4 separate regions of the Homo sapiens genome follow, and regions 1, 2 and 4 are each linked to region 3. A link is a contact called in ENCODE Hi-C or POLR2A ChIA-PET data. All regions are on one chromosome and are shown on one strand. Each heading gives the region's core, a stretch centred on a gene start or an enhancer-like site at or near the end of the contact. The rest is flanking DNA. Distances are from core to core; before and after follow the strand shown. Region 1 has its middle 61 kb from the start of PLCL2. Region 2 has its middle 78 kb from the start of PLCL2UT. Region 3 overlaps TBC1D5 (TBC1 domain family member 5). Region 4 has its middle 43 kb from the start of PLCL2.

Region 1 (2,750 bases), core at 223-2,722, 370 kb before region 3:
GGGTCCAGGATTCAAACCTAGATAGCCTGGCCCTGAGCCTGTGCTCTGCTCCATGAGATGCCTGCAGTTTTGTGGGCACCAGAGAAGGACAGAGCGAAATGGAATATACAGATGATGGGAGATGTTGCTTCTCCAAGGAGGACTGATGGGAAGAGTGATTTAAAATTCATCTTGGGATATAGGAGAACCCTGGTTCTCTGAAACATTGAAGAGGAACTATGAGTAGAAGAAGGCAGTGTAGGATGAGGGCAGCTGAGGGACCTCCTGGGAAGTAGCTTAGATGTTCTAACTTGAGGAAGAGTTGAGAGGGAGGTGGCAGAAGGGTGGTGCTTATTGGGGGTTTATTTAAAAAAGGGAGCTTTTGAAATAGAGTCCCTGACCATATAACCTAACAAAAGGTTTGTTGTGCCAGGCTAGGCACTTTCTGGGAGGGCAGTGCAGCCAGAACTGAACTGGCTGCCCAATTCCAAGCTCTGTCATTTTCTAGCTGTGTGACTTTAGGCATGTCACTTAACTTCTCTGTGTCTCAGTTTCCTCGTTTGGAAAATGAAGCTACTTACCTCATAGGGTTGTTAAGAGGATTGGACCTGCTAGTTAACGGAGAGCAGTTAGGCCTTAGGATAGTTATCCCTATGCAAGTGGTAGCTACAATTATGGTTGTTGTTATTTTTTTTTACAATGCCAGAAATATTTTTAATAGTTTTACTGAAGTATAAGTGGTATGCAAAGAATTACAGATATGTAATGTGCAGAATTTGATGAGTTTAGACATATGCAAAAACCCGTGATACCATCACTGTGATCAAAATAATAGTCACATCCATCACCTCCCAAAGTTCCCTTGTGTCCTTTTGTTTTTGGGGTGTGTGTGTGTGTGTGTGTGTGTGTTAAGAACATTTAACATGAGATCTTCCCTCTTATCAAAATTTGAAGTGTCTAATACAGTATTGTAAATTATAGGCGCTATGCTGTGCAATAGATCCCTAGAACTTAATCATCGAGCAGAACTAAAATTTTACACCCATCGAACAACAACTCTCCACTTTCCCAGTCCCCAACCCCTGGAAACCACTATTGTATTCTATGCTTCTGTGAGTTTATTATAGATAGCTCATACAAGTGGAATCATTGGCAGAAATCCTGACAGCTCAGGGCAGAAAGGGAATAGTTGTAGCTGGTGGCCCAGGCCTCTCAGGGCGAGCCCCACAGCCTGGTGGCTGGAGTACAAGAGCTTCCATGATGTTTCAGGTTGCAGGTGTGCAATGACTACCTTTGGTCAATGAACTTTCTTCTTTTTCTGGTGACAAATTCCAGAATCACCGAGGAAGCCTTTTGATTCTAATTCCTATTGTGAGAACAGATGTGTTCAGTAGCGTGCTTACTAAATAAGATACCAAGCCGAGGGGAAACATGGAGGCTTATGAAAAAATGCCAGGTACACTAACAAAGGAACTTGGGTAATCTGTGCTTCAAACCACAGATGCTACCACCCCCTCATCAAGGTTTCAGTTGGTTTAAAAGCCTTCTCCTCAATTTCCTGTTTCAGGGCAGACCTTCTATCTTATTTGCCTTTACCATCTGCCGTCTCCCCACCCTCACTCCAGGGGCATTAGAGATTCTGATCACTAACAAAACTGAAGATGTTGGGACAGGTGACTTACAAGGCTTACAGACAGCAAGGCTTCTGTGAGAGAGGGAAGTCAAAAGGATTCCATTTTAATTTGAGAGCATACTATGTTACATCTGTAGGATGTGACACACTCAATTGATAACTACTCACTATATCAGCAATATTTTGAACTCAATCTGCCAGCATCTCAGATGAGATTAATTTCAGAGGTACTGTCTTTTGATGCTAGGGAGCCACATTGGCGGCCCCAGTTCACCTATTGACTTGGGTCATTGGAAATGGCAAGAGTTGGGGAGATGGAGAAGATGTGCCTCTCCAGTCTCCACTAGATACTCCCATGTAACACACCTCCACAGGCTTATTCCACTAGTTAAAGGTTATTTGGATTTACAAATACCTATGTGCCTTATGGAATTTTCACCATTTGTCTTTCATTACCCAGCTGAATCAGAGCCTCTAGGGGCCACCTGAATTTCCTGAAGCCAGGGGCAGAGGTGAGAGAAGAGGGCAGGGAAGATGGGGAGGTTTCCAGAAGCATTTGACCTTCTTTGCAAATTTGCCCAGGATCTTTTGGCCTTCCATGCTGAATGCCACCGAAAGACGACCACATAGAAAATGTCATAAAGAAGTTACAAAATGTATGCTTACGTGCAGAAGAGAGCATCTGAATTTCTTTGAAATTCATTCACTCAGAGGGCCATCATTTATTTAATAAGCATTTATATTCAATGCTCTCAGCTTTGTCTGCACATTGGAATCACCTGCCAAGATTTTAAAAACTCTGATGTCCAGGACATACCTCAGACCTGTTAAACCAGAATCTCTAGAAGTGGGACCCAAGCATCCATATTTTTGGAAAGCTCCCCCCAGGAGATTCCAAGGTGCAGCTGACATACATGGTGCTGAGTGCTTTTTTGCGTGTATTAATCCATTTAATTATCACAACAATCTTATAAGAGAGATGCTGACATTGTTCCCATTTTACAGGTGATGAGACAGAGGCACAGCAAAGTCTCTGCAAGAACACATGGCTGATAAATTTCAGAGTGTGGATTTGAACCCAGGCCATCTTGCTCCAGAGTTAATACTCTTAGCCAACAGGTTCATTTCCTGTCACTAC
Region 2 (3,016 bases), core at 251-2,750, 390 kb before region 3:
AAAGAGAAACTTAAAAAGAATTGAGATCTGAAAAATAGGTAGGCTTTAACCAGGGGAAGAGTGACCAGGAAGAATAAACATCATGTGCGAAGGACCTGTGGCAAGAGGGAGCCGGCCTGTTGGAAGGACTAGAAACAAACAAGCAAACAAAATTCCATAGTATCTGAAGTACAGAGGAGGAAGGAATGTGAAGCAATGTGAAGGAATGTAAACGTCCCCTATGCAGTCAGGGGACAATGTTGCACAGCCTTGGAGGGCTTATTAGGGATTGTGATCTTCACTCTAAAAACAATGGTATGTCATTAAAGGTCTTTAGGAGGATAGTATGATCAAATTTACATTGTAACTTGTAGGAAACAAATTAGAGAGGACAAGAGTGGATGTTTAAAGACCAGAGACCTCCAGATGAGAGATGAATGTAACTTGATCTAAGATAATGCTAGGAAAGAAAATAAAAATGAGAGGAATCAAGAACTATTTTTAGAAGGCAAACTCAACAAGACTTAGGCATGAATTAGTGTGGGAAGGTAGTGAGGAAGAGAAGGAGGAAGGGATAAGAATGGAGCAAGAAATAAGAAATGAATTTAAGAATATTCTTTCTTAAATATGAAAATGAAAATTGGCATTCAGGCAATGCAAGGGGATCTCAGGATACTTGTGCAACATAGCACACATAAAGTACTATAATTTAAAATCACTTGAGACATGATGTTCATATAGGTCAATTATAAGTTGTCTCTCTTAAGATTTATTTTAAGAAGTACATCTAGTCTTCATGATTTACATTAAAATTATTTATTTAAAATTATGTTGTTGCTGTTAAGATTTATTTGAAGAAGTACATCCAGTCTTCATGATTTGCATTAAAATCCAAATCCATTTTGCTTTTGGTTTAATATTTGCTATCAGTTTCACATTGTAGGAATTTAAAAAAAATCCACTCTATTCTAGAGGCAGTACTGACCCTCCAAAACGTGTAATGTGGTCTCTACAGATTTTGAAGTGATGAAATCTCCATTTCCTCTGCAGCCCTCTCAAGTTCCTCTTAAAGAGGAAGTGAAAGTTAACTCCCAGTTCTTCCTGGGCACAGGAGGACAGCTGACTGGAAAGAATATATATAAATGGATTATATTCAAGAGTGCCTTAGATAAAGGAAATACCAGTCATTCATCCTACAAAATTTATTTGGCACTATCCTGTGTCAGGCCCTAGGCATAACTGGAATGGTCAGACTAGACAAACTGAGGCTGTCAGAAGGCATCAGGAAGAAAAAAATCATGATGCAAACTATCTGCTTTCCTTTGTCTTGAGATTAACCAGTAGTTTCCATAACTCGGTGTGCATCTGATTTTTTTGTTACAATTACAAAAATAATTAACTTTAATTTTTACACTTAGATGCAATGCTAAGGGACTGTTTGGACCACAATTTAGTCTCTGCTTTGAGTATATTGAAAATAGCCCAAAGTAGCTGTCAAGGCATAAACAACTCAGGAGGAAAGCATCGCTGTGGTTTTACTGAACAGATGGTCTGATGACGTCAGTGTCTCCAAATTACCTGCAGCCAAAGCAGATGGAAAAATTAACATCGAAGCCCAAGCTTGATGGCAGACAGGGAGTCACAGAGAACTTCAGGGGAGAAAGTCACATGGGATGATTTCTTTGCTTTGTTTTCAAGCTCTACGAGGAATCTTTTTCTCTTCCCAAATTCCTTGAATAAAATCACAAGAATTATTACAGTTGGTCCCACAAACAACCACCACGAAGACAGGGCTGGAGGACATGGCATTCAGTAATGCCTCTGCCACTAAAAAATAATATTGATTCTAAAAAGAGATTATTAATTGTGTAAAAGCGTTGTGTAGCTGAAAAGAAACATCTCAGCGCTACAATTGAATATGACAGTTCTTGGAAAATCATCATAATGGCTGCATATTTAGCTCTGGACACATTGTATTTTGAGAGATTTACATTCCATTTTTCTCCAAAAGGCTGCATTACAATTAACATTTTCACCTAGGACTGACTGCCCAGCACTTTATCTCTGTCGATCTTATTTCCTTGTTTAGCGTTGTGTTTTCACCTTTTCCTGCATGCCAGTGTCTGGGTCTTTATTTCCATTATGCAAAGTTGTCAGCTGCATAAAGTGATGCATTCCAGCCTTAACTATAGATCAGCCAATCTGTGCTGGATTATCTTGAGCTCAAGATCTAAAATCTGAGTCAGAATCATAGAGCTTTCTGTTTACAAATGAAGAAGTAGGTATTCAAGTTTCCATACTTGTCTGTGAGCACAGAGTGGGGAAGTGGCTGAAGGCAGAACAAGAACACAGGGGTCCACTTTCTAAGGCCTCGTGGCCTTTATAGCTCTACAAACCCCAAGTGTCCCTAACTCTTCTCTCTCAAGGGATACAGACTCTGATATAACTGGATTCTATGCTCCAAACTCAAAGGGAATGCAGTAGAAGCTGAAAAACGAATTTTTTGATGTATTTTTCTAGAACACTATTGTCTAATTTTCATGGCAGCCTAGCATGGTGCAAGGTTGTCTTGGTTTAAGTTCCAGGAAAAAATACCCAGCAAGAAGAATCTGAGTACAAGAAATTTTGGGGAGAGATGGTCCCAGGAAGCAAAGGAGGGGAAGAGAGGAAGCAAGACAAGGAAGGGGAAAAATAAGCCTCAGAGTCATCCCAACCAAGAGGCAAGGGAGATGGGGTATGTATCCTCCAACTCTCATCTGTCATTATATGAGAGCTGTTTCCAGGGGCATTAACTTCCTCTGCTTCTGAGACTAATGGCCTGCCTCACTGGGGTGAGAGAAAGCCCTCAAGTGGAGCGTGGCAGATGCTTGCAACAGAAGGCAGTGGAAAGATGTGGGGTGTGGGCAGAGCATGGGCAGCAGTTGCTATAGTCAGATATCGGCTCACATCTGTATCCATTGACTTGCTGGATGGTCTCAGACAAGGTACTTTCCTTCTCTAATTCTAAATTTTTTCATCTGTAAAATGGGGAGAACAG
Region 3 (2,808 bases), core at 44-2,543:
GTCCATGGACCACAATTTGGATGGCAAGGATTTAAATAACTCATCTCACGCTAACCTTCTATTAATATTTACTTCTGAATATCTCTTCCCGTCATTCTAGGAAGGCTGTGAAGTACTTTACTATCTATCTGATCTAAGGCAATTTTAACAGATGGCTGCATGGTTAGAAGCGTATTTGGTGACAGTCCGAAAGACCTCTTCTCAACATGGAGTAGGATGCAGCGGGGAGAGAAGCAGGGTGACAAGCTTCCAGGAGAGCCTTCCAATCTCCCTGAGTTAGTTTTGTACTGAGTAGCTCTATTATTCTATTTAGAGCTAATTCTTAGACCATTAGATATCAGTTTATTCTATTGTAAACACAAACATTTATACAATTTCTCATTAAAAACAAGTGAAATATGAATTAATTTTATTGGATTATGCATGCTCTCTTCTGTAACTTTTGACAAAGGCTGTGTATTAAGTATCAGAGAATAAAAGATGCTTTTCAAACATAAAATGCAATGAAAAGGAAATGGCAAAAATACTTCCATAATTCATGGTATTTAAATTCATCCCTGATTTTCAGAAGATATCTTTCTGAATATATGATTTCTGAAAAAATCATAAGTAATATTTATTAAGAACTTTTAGCCTTTAGAAACATGCTTTTATACCTACTGCCATTTTAACATTGTGAGCCATTTTAATCTAATTTTGCTTTCCTAGAAGTTGCCTACAAAAAATAATAAAGTAAACAGAAAAGACAAGAACGGTGCCAGAAAACAGGATCATGTGCTACAAATATCTAAAGTAAAGTAAATAAGCTTACAATCTGGAATAAATATACTGGAAATTGAAATAAAACCTTTAATTAGGACCAACTTCACATAGGTGTAACCAGAGGAAGAATAAAACCTCACTTGCAGAGTTACAAACCTCATTATTTGCAAAAGTCCTATAACTGCAGTTTAAAATAATTATATGCATATGGTATGTCTTCTTAGCCCTGTAAAAATTCAAAAGGTATAAAAGGTGTCTCCTAGAAGTGCTTATGTATGGGAGTCTAATTAAATGGCATTTGTGGAGAAATGCTCCCATCTTTTGGGCTTTTATGCTGTCATTTCTGTGTTGTGTTTTTATAATTAGGCAACCTGACCAATCATTTGGAAACCCATGTAGTTCTCTCCTCCACCAGGACAATAAACACAGATGTTACTCTACTTAACAAGGGTTTTCCCCCTCCCCACTTACACGTGATAAGACCAACTGATGAAACCAGCCAGCCAGCACCAGGGCCTCCAGCTGAGTTTCTCATAGCAATGCTGGCTGGGCAAAACCATCTGCGTGCTCTCCCTTGCTGTTCCTGGCACCAAGGGTAGGCATCTGCACAATGGCTGGCCCAGATAGAAGGGCCTGAGCCAAGACTGTTTTTCTTATGACAAAGCTAATTGATCCGTGTGAAGATGAAATGTACACACTTGCACAACTTATTCTCTGGGCTAACTGACCTCTATAATGTCCCAATAGAGACAGACAAAAAACCGTACCCTGCAGCAAATCCAAGCTGAGGATCAAGTACAGTTTAAGAACTACTTTAAGTAACAACTGGTAAAAGCAAGTAAGTTTTGGAACAGCCTTGATATTTCTTTCTTTTTTTTTTTTTTTTAACATAAACATTACCACTTCTGAGACTTCTGGAAAGAAAAAAAGGTGAGAAGGAAATAATTCTCTAAATTGCCTGGTTTATTCATATGCCTATCATACTTTTGTTAGTTCATCCCTTAAGTTATACCCCATCTCTCACTAAATACCAACAATTCCTATTAGCTTTTTAAATAAGTGGTTGGTAAATGCTGCTGAGAAATGAAGCAACTTTTCAGGCTCTAGAGGACGCCAGAGCAAAGCCTAAGACATCTCAATACTTGCACAACACACAAAACCCTCAACAGCATTCATTTATTCCTAAACGTTTACTGAGTGCCAGACACAATATCTGGCACAGAAGATACAGTGACAAGCGCCTGCAAGAGCCTTATAAGTAAACACAAGTAGTTCTCTGACATTCAAAACGGGAAACATTTGCAGATTACGTAGGACACCCTCCATCTCAAGATGCTGCTGCTTTAGGTTTGGGGAGGGGCTCTGAAATCTGCAGCTTAACTAGGGCCCCAGCTACTTATTACAAGTGCTGAAAGCTCCTAGCAGAGAAGGCTCCATGGGACACAAGGTGCTTGGGCTGAGACTGGAAGGGACTCTATTTTGTGGCTACATCAATCACTCTGGTCAGAAGAGACAGTGAAGGGAAACAACACAGAAGTATGAGAAAGCATGCTTGGTTTAAGGGAAGTGAAACAGCTATGCATTCCTGAGGGGCTGGGGAGGAGTAAGAGGGAGGACTAATGATAAGGCTGAACAGGGTGAGACTGTAAAGGGCCCTACAGGGCATACCTTAAAATTGAGGGATTTATCCTAGGGAGAAGGGCTCCTGCAGAATTCTGATGAGGAGTCAAAGCATATGAGTCAGACATACACGATGCACACGTTGGTGTCGTGAAATACTTTGGGTATATGTTGACCATTAATAAAATGGATTAACTCTAAAATTTCTAATTAACATGGGTTTGTTACTTGAGAACAAGAAAATTATGTAGAGTGTAACCTTTCTATATTCTCATTCCTCCAACTCGCCAAATCCAGAAGCTGCATGTCATGAACTGTATAGAGTCAGTTCCGTTATAATGCTTGTTTTGAAAATGTGAACTTGTTTCAATGAGATCAATGTATTAGGGAATAATTGAGCATAACCCGAAGTTCACATTTGCTTAC
Region 4 (2,785 bases), core at 59-2,558, 350 kb before region 3:
TTATATCTTTCAACCGAGTCATCTATTTTAAAGAAATAATAATTTTGTAAAGGAAACAAAAAGTTATACTCAAAGATATCCTTGCAGTGCTACAATTTTTAATGGGGAGAATTGGAAACAAGCTCAGAACAATAAAAGGGTGGGTGGTTAAATATGCTACTTAGAATGAAATATGCTGGCATTAAAATGAGATTTTAGTAATAATCTATGGTCATAGCTACCATTTATGAAGAGTTTACTATATGCCAGGCCCCAAGCTAAGCACTTTGAAAATATATTATTTTATTTAAATCTTATTACAACAGATTAGTAACCTCCCAACTTCCAACAATTTTATCACCTCATTTAAACTCATTTGACAAATTAGAAAATGGGGGAAAAAAGTGTTAACATGAGCAAATTCTCTTGATATTCCTTTAAGCAAAAAAAAAAAAAAAAAGGAAGTATACAAAGTTGTATGCACAGTAGTCCCCTCTTATCTGCTTATCTGCATGGGATGCCTTCCAAGACCCCCCACCAGATGCCTGAAACCTCAAATAGTACTGAATCCTATATATTCTCTGTTTTTTCAAACTGATAACCAAAACAACTACTATGTGGTATACATCGTGGGTATTCTGGACAAAAGGATATTTCACATTTCAGGAGGACCTAGTGGGACAGCGTGGGAGTTCATCAAGCACCTTAGAATATTGCACGATTTTAAACTTATGAATTGTTTATTTCTGGAATTTTTCATTTACTATTTTCAGACTGCAGTTGACTGCAAATAACTAAAACGTTGGAAAGTGAAAGTGCAGGTGAGAAGGGACTGCCGTAGTTTCAGCTCAACTATAGAAGTACAATAAACCCACTCATAATCTTGTAAGTAGGAATAAAACTCCAAACTGCATAAAGTGCAGGTTTGTATTATTACCAAGTTCCTGAAGTATCAGTGGGGGCTGGAAGGTGGAGGACAGCTCCATCGCTAGTCATTCACATGCATTATTCTGGATACATGAAGTTTAGTGAGAAATTTACCGAGATGTTGAGTGATTTTTCTCTGTATTGTAGCATTATGGGTAATTTATGCTTTTCTGGCTTTTCCACATTTTCTACAATTAGCATGTAGACGTATTGCATTAAAAATGCTTTGAAAAGTTTAGAAAACTTAAAGCAATTTGTTTTACTAATTTTTTAAAATAAGAGGGCAATGACATCTCTATTCTTTACAGTCCTTTTAGATCTGACAGCTCAGTAATTTAGACAGGAGAGAGAAAAGACAAAGCCCAGTGGTCAGAGGGAAATGGGAGGTGTGTCCCCTCCCAGCTACAGTGAGGGGGCCACGTGACGCCTGTGGCAGCATCTGTGGTCACATATGTTACAAGTGAAAAAAATATCACAATGAGGTTGGTAAAGCCTTGGGCATTACCCAACCTCATGTAGCTACCAAAATGTTTATTAAAAAACTATTTACAAAAGAAAGAAAGACACTATTAAGGGGTAAAACCAGTTTTCTGTATTATCTAAGAATAGAGATGCTCCCCCAAGTTAGCATGAGAGGCTAATTAGGGAACAGCGCTCTTTGACAAGAAACAAGAAGCAGGCTGGTCTCCTTCTGCTGTTTGCAGGATCTTTGAAAACTGAACTGAAGTTAACTTTGAGGCCGGCCCAGCATTTGTTAAATCTGAGCTTCTGAAGCTGCCGCAGCTGCAAGGTGTGCTCCCAGCTCCTGCAGCAACCCAAGTAACCGGGGGAAGTGCCGGAGGTGGTGAGCAGAAGTAGGGAGAGGGGCGATCCCCCTGCAGGATGGGATGCCAGGCCCAGGGTTGGGCCTTACAGGAAGTGCCCAGCTTTTGTTGAGGTGGCTGTGCCAAGCAGCAGAGGGCCCGCCCTTGTTTGTTGGGGTTTTCCTACTGGGTTCCGTGATGAGGTGGCTTAAAAGCAGAAGACTCAGAGAACCCTAAACGCTGGCTCAGGCCTGAAGGCTGAAGTTAGGTGCATTTAGAGAAATCGTTCATGTATGCAGGGGGCAGCTGGAGCAGCTGAGAGAGAGAAATGTCAAGTATTAGGTTCCAGATGGGCTCCTAGCAACATAATGCTAATTTTCCAGAGTGCTTTCACCTTTCTTCAGAGCCACTCATTCGTTCCTTCAACTGATGTTTACTCAGTATTGTTATAGGCACTGGAGAAGCCAAGATAAATAAGACACCTTTGCTGCCCATCCAGGTAGGAGACAGAGAACCAACAAACACATTTCAGTGTGGTGAGTGCTGTGGTGGGCCCAAGACCAGGGCACTGTGGGCACTCCCTGGAGAAGAACCTCACCGAAGCCAGGGGTTCAAGGAAGTGATAATATCTGAGCTATGTCTTACTTTGGTGCGTCTCCGATTGTAACGGATGCAAAAAGCACTTGGGGATCGTGTTAAAATGCAGGTTCTGATTCAGCAGGGTTGGGTGGAGCCTGAGATTTTGCGTTTTTAACAAGCTCCCAAGTAATGCCAATGCTGCTGGTCCAAGGTCCACATTTCAAGTAGCAAAGTCCTAAATGATGTCTAAGAAGGAGTCAGCCAGGTGGAGAAGTGGGAAAGGATATTCCTAAGAGAAGGCACATTCCACGCACTCCACTTAGGGAGCAGGAAGGGTTGCCCCTTGAGGGAAGTTGGGGTTTTGCTGGGTAGGCTTGAAATTGCCCTGGGTTGGCCTCTTTATTCTATTAGGGGTTTAATTCATTTAAAGTTTGAATCATTCATTCAAGTCTTTAAGGCTCAGCCCTAAACCTGATATTCTAAGAAATATATTCCTA

The links. A loop is a pair of places that touch in the nucleus more often than their neighbours do. ChIA-PET counts read pairs that join two places held with the same protein, here RNA polymerase II (POLR2A). Pooled maps may share reads with other maps.
Region 1: a loop to region 3 is called in a pooled map, with 7 times the contacts of the local background. The contact joins two enhancer-like sites. A Hi-C loop is called at or near these places in 3 of 37 single-sample maps with no recorded cell type and 5 of 50 pooled maps. POLR2A ChIA-PET finds 5 or more read pairs at or near these places in 3 of 52 experiments (GM12878, OCI-LY7 and activated T-cell).
Region 2: a loop to region 3 is called in a map of B cell, with 2.7 times the contacts of the local background. The contact joins two enhancer-like sites. A Hi-C loop is called at or near these places in 1 of 168 maps with a recorded cell type or tissue (B cell) and 2 of 50 pooled maps. POLR2A ChIA-PET finds 5 or more read pairs at or near these places in 1 of 52 experiments (GM12878).
Region 4: a loop to region 3 is called in a map of OCI-LY7, with 2.4 times the contacts of the local background. The contact joins two enhancer-like sites. A Hi-C loop is called at or near these places in 1 of 168 maps with a recorded cell type or tissue (OCI-LY7), 12 of 37 single-sample maps with no recorded cell type and 9 of 50 pooled maps. POLR2A ChIA-PET finds 5 or more read pairs at or near these places in 4 of 52 experiments (B cell, GM12878, OCI-LY7 and 1 more).

What each region holds. Positions count from the first base shown.
Region 1 is chr3:16,822,764-16,825,513 of GRCh38, forward strand. No RefSeq gene overlaps it. Among named protein-coding and RNA genes, the nearest start is that of PLCL2, 61 kb to the right of the region's middle. Within about 2 kb of position 1,473, at least 3 of the 41 ENCODE cell types and tissues checked have a DNase peak (open chromatin) inside an H3K27ac peak, as active enhancers do.
Region 2 is chr3:16,800,376-16,803,391 of GRCh38, forward strand. No RefSeq gene overlaps it. Among named protein-coding and RNA genes, the nearest start is that of PLCL2UT, 78 kb to the left of the region's middle. Within about 2 kb of position 1,501, at least 2 of the 41 ENCODE cell types and tissues checked have a DNase peak (open chromatin) inside an H3K27ac peak, as active enhancers do; they include B cell, where a contact is called at or near this core.
Region 3 is chr3:17,194,123-17,196,930 of GRCh38, forward strand. The region is part of intron 19 of TBC1D5 (TBC1 domain family member 5); the gene reads right to left. Among named protein-coding and RNA genes, the nearest start is that of PLCL2-AS1, 140 kb to the left of the region's middle. RefSeq lists an enhancer at 2,136-2,245 and a silencer at 2,426-2,475. Within about 2 kb of position 1,294, at least 5 of the 41 ENCODE cell types and tissues checked have a DNase peak (open chromatin) inside an H3K27ac peak, as active enhancers do; they include B cell, GM12878 and OCI-LY7, where a contact is called at or near this core.
Region 4 is chr3:16,840,708-16,843,492 of GRCh38, forward strand. No RefSeq gene overlaps it. Among named protein-coding and RNA genes, the nearest start is that of PLCL2, 43 kb to the right of the region's middle. RefSeq lists an enhancer at 1,609-1,858. Within about 2 kb of position 1,309, at least 22 of the 41 ENCODE cell types and tissues checked have a DNase peak (open chromatin) inside an H3K27ac peak, as active enhancers do; they include B cell, GM12878 and OCI-LY7, where a contact is called at or near this core.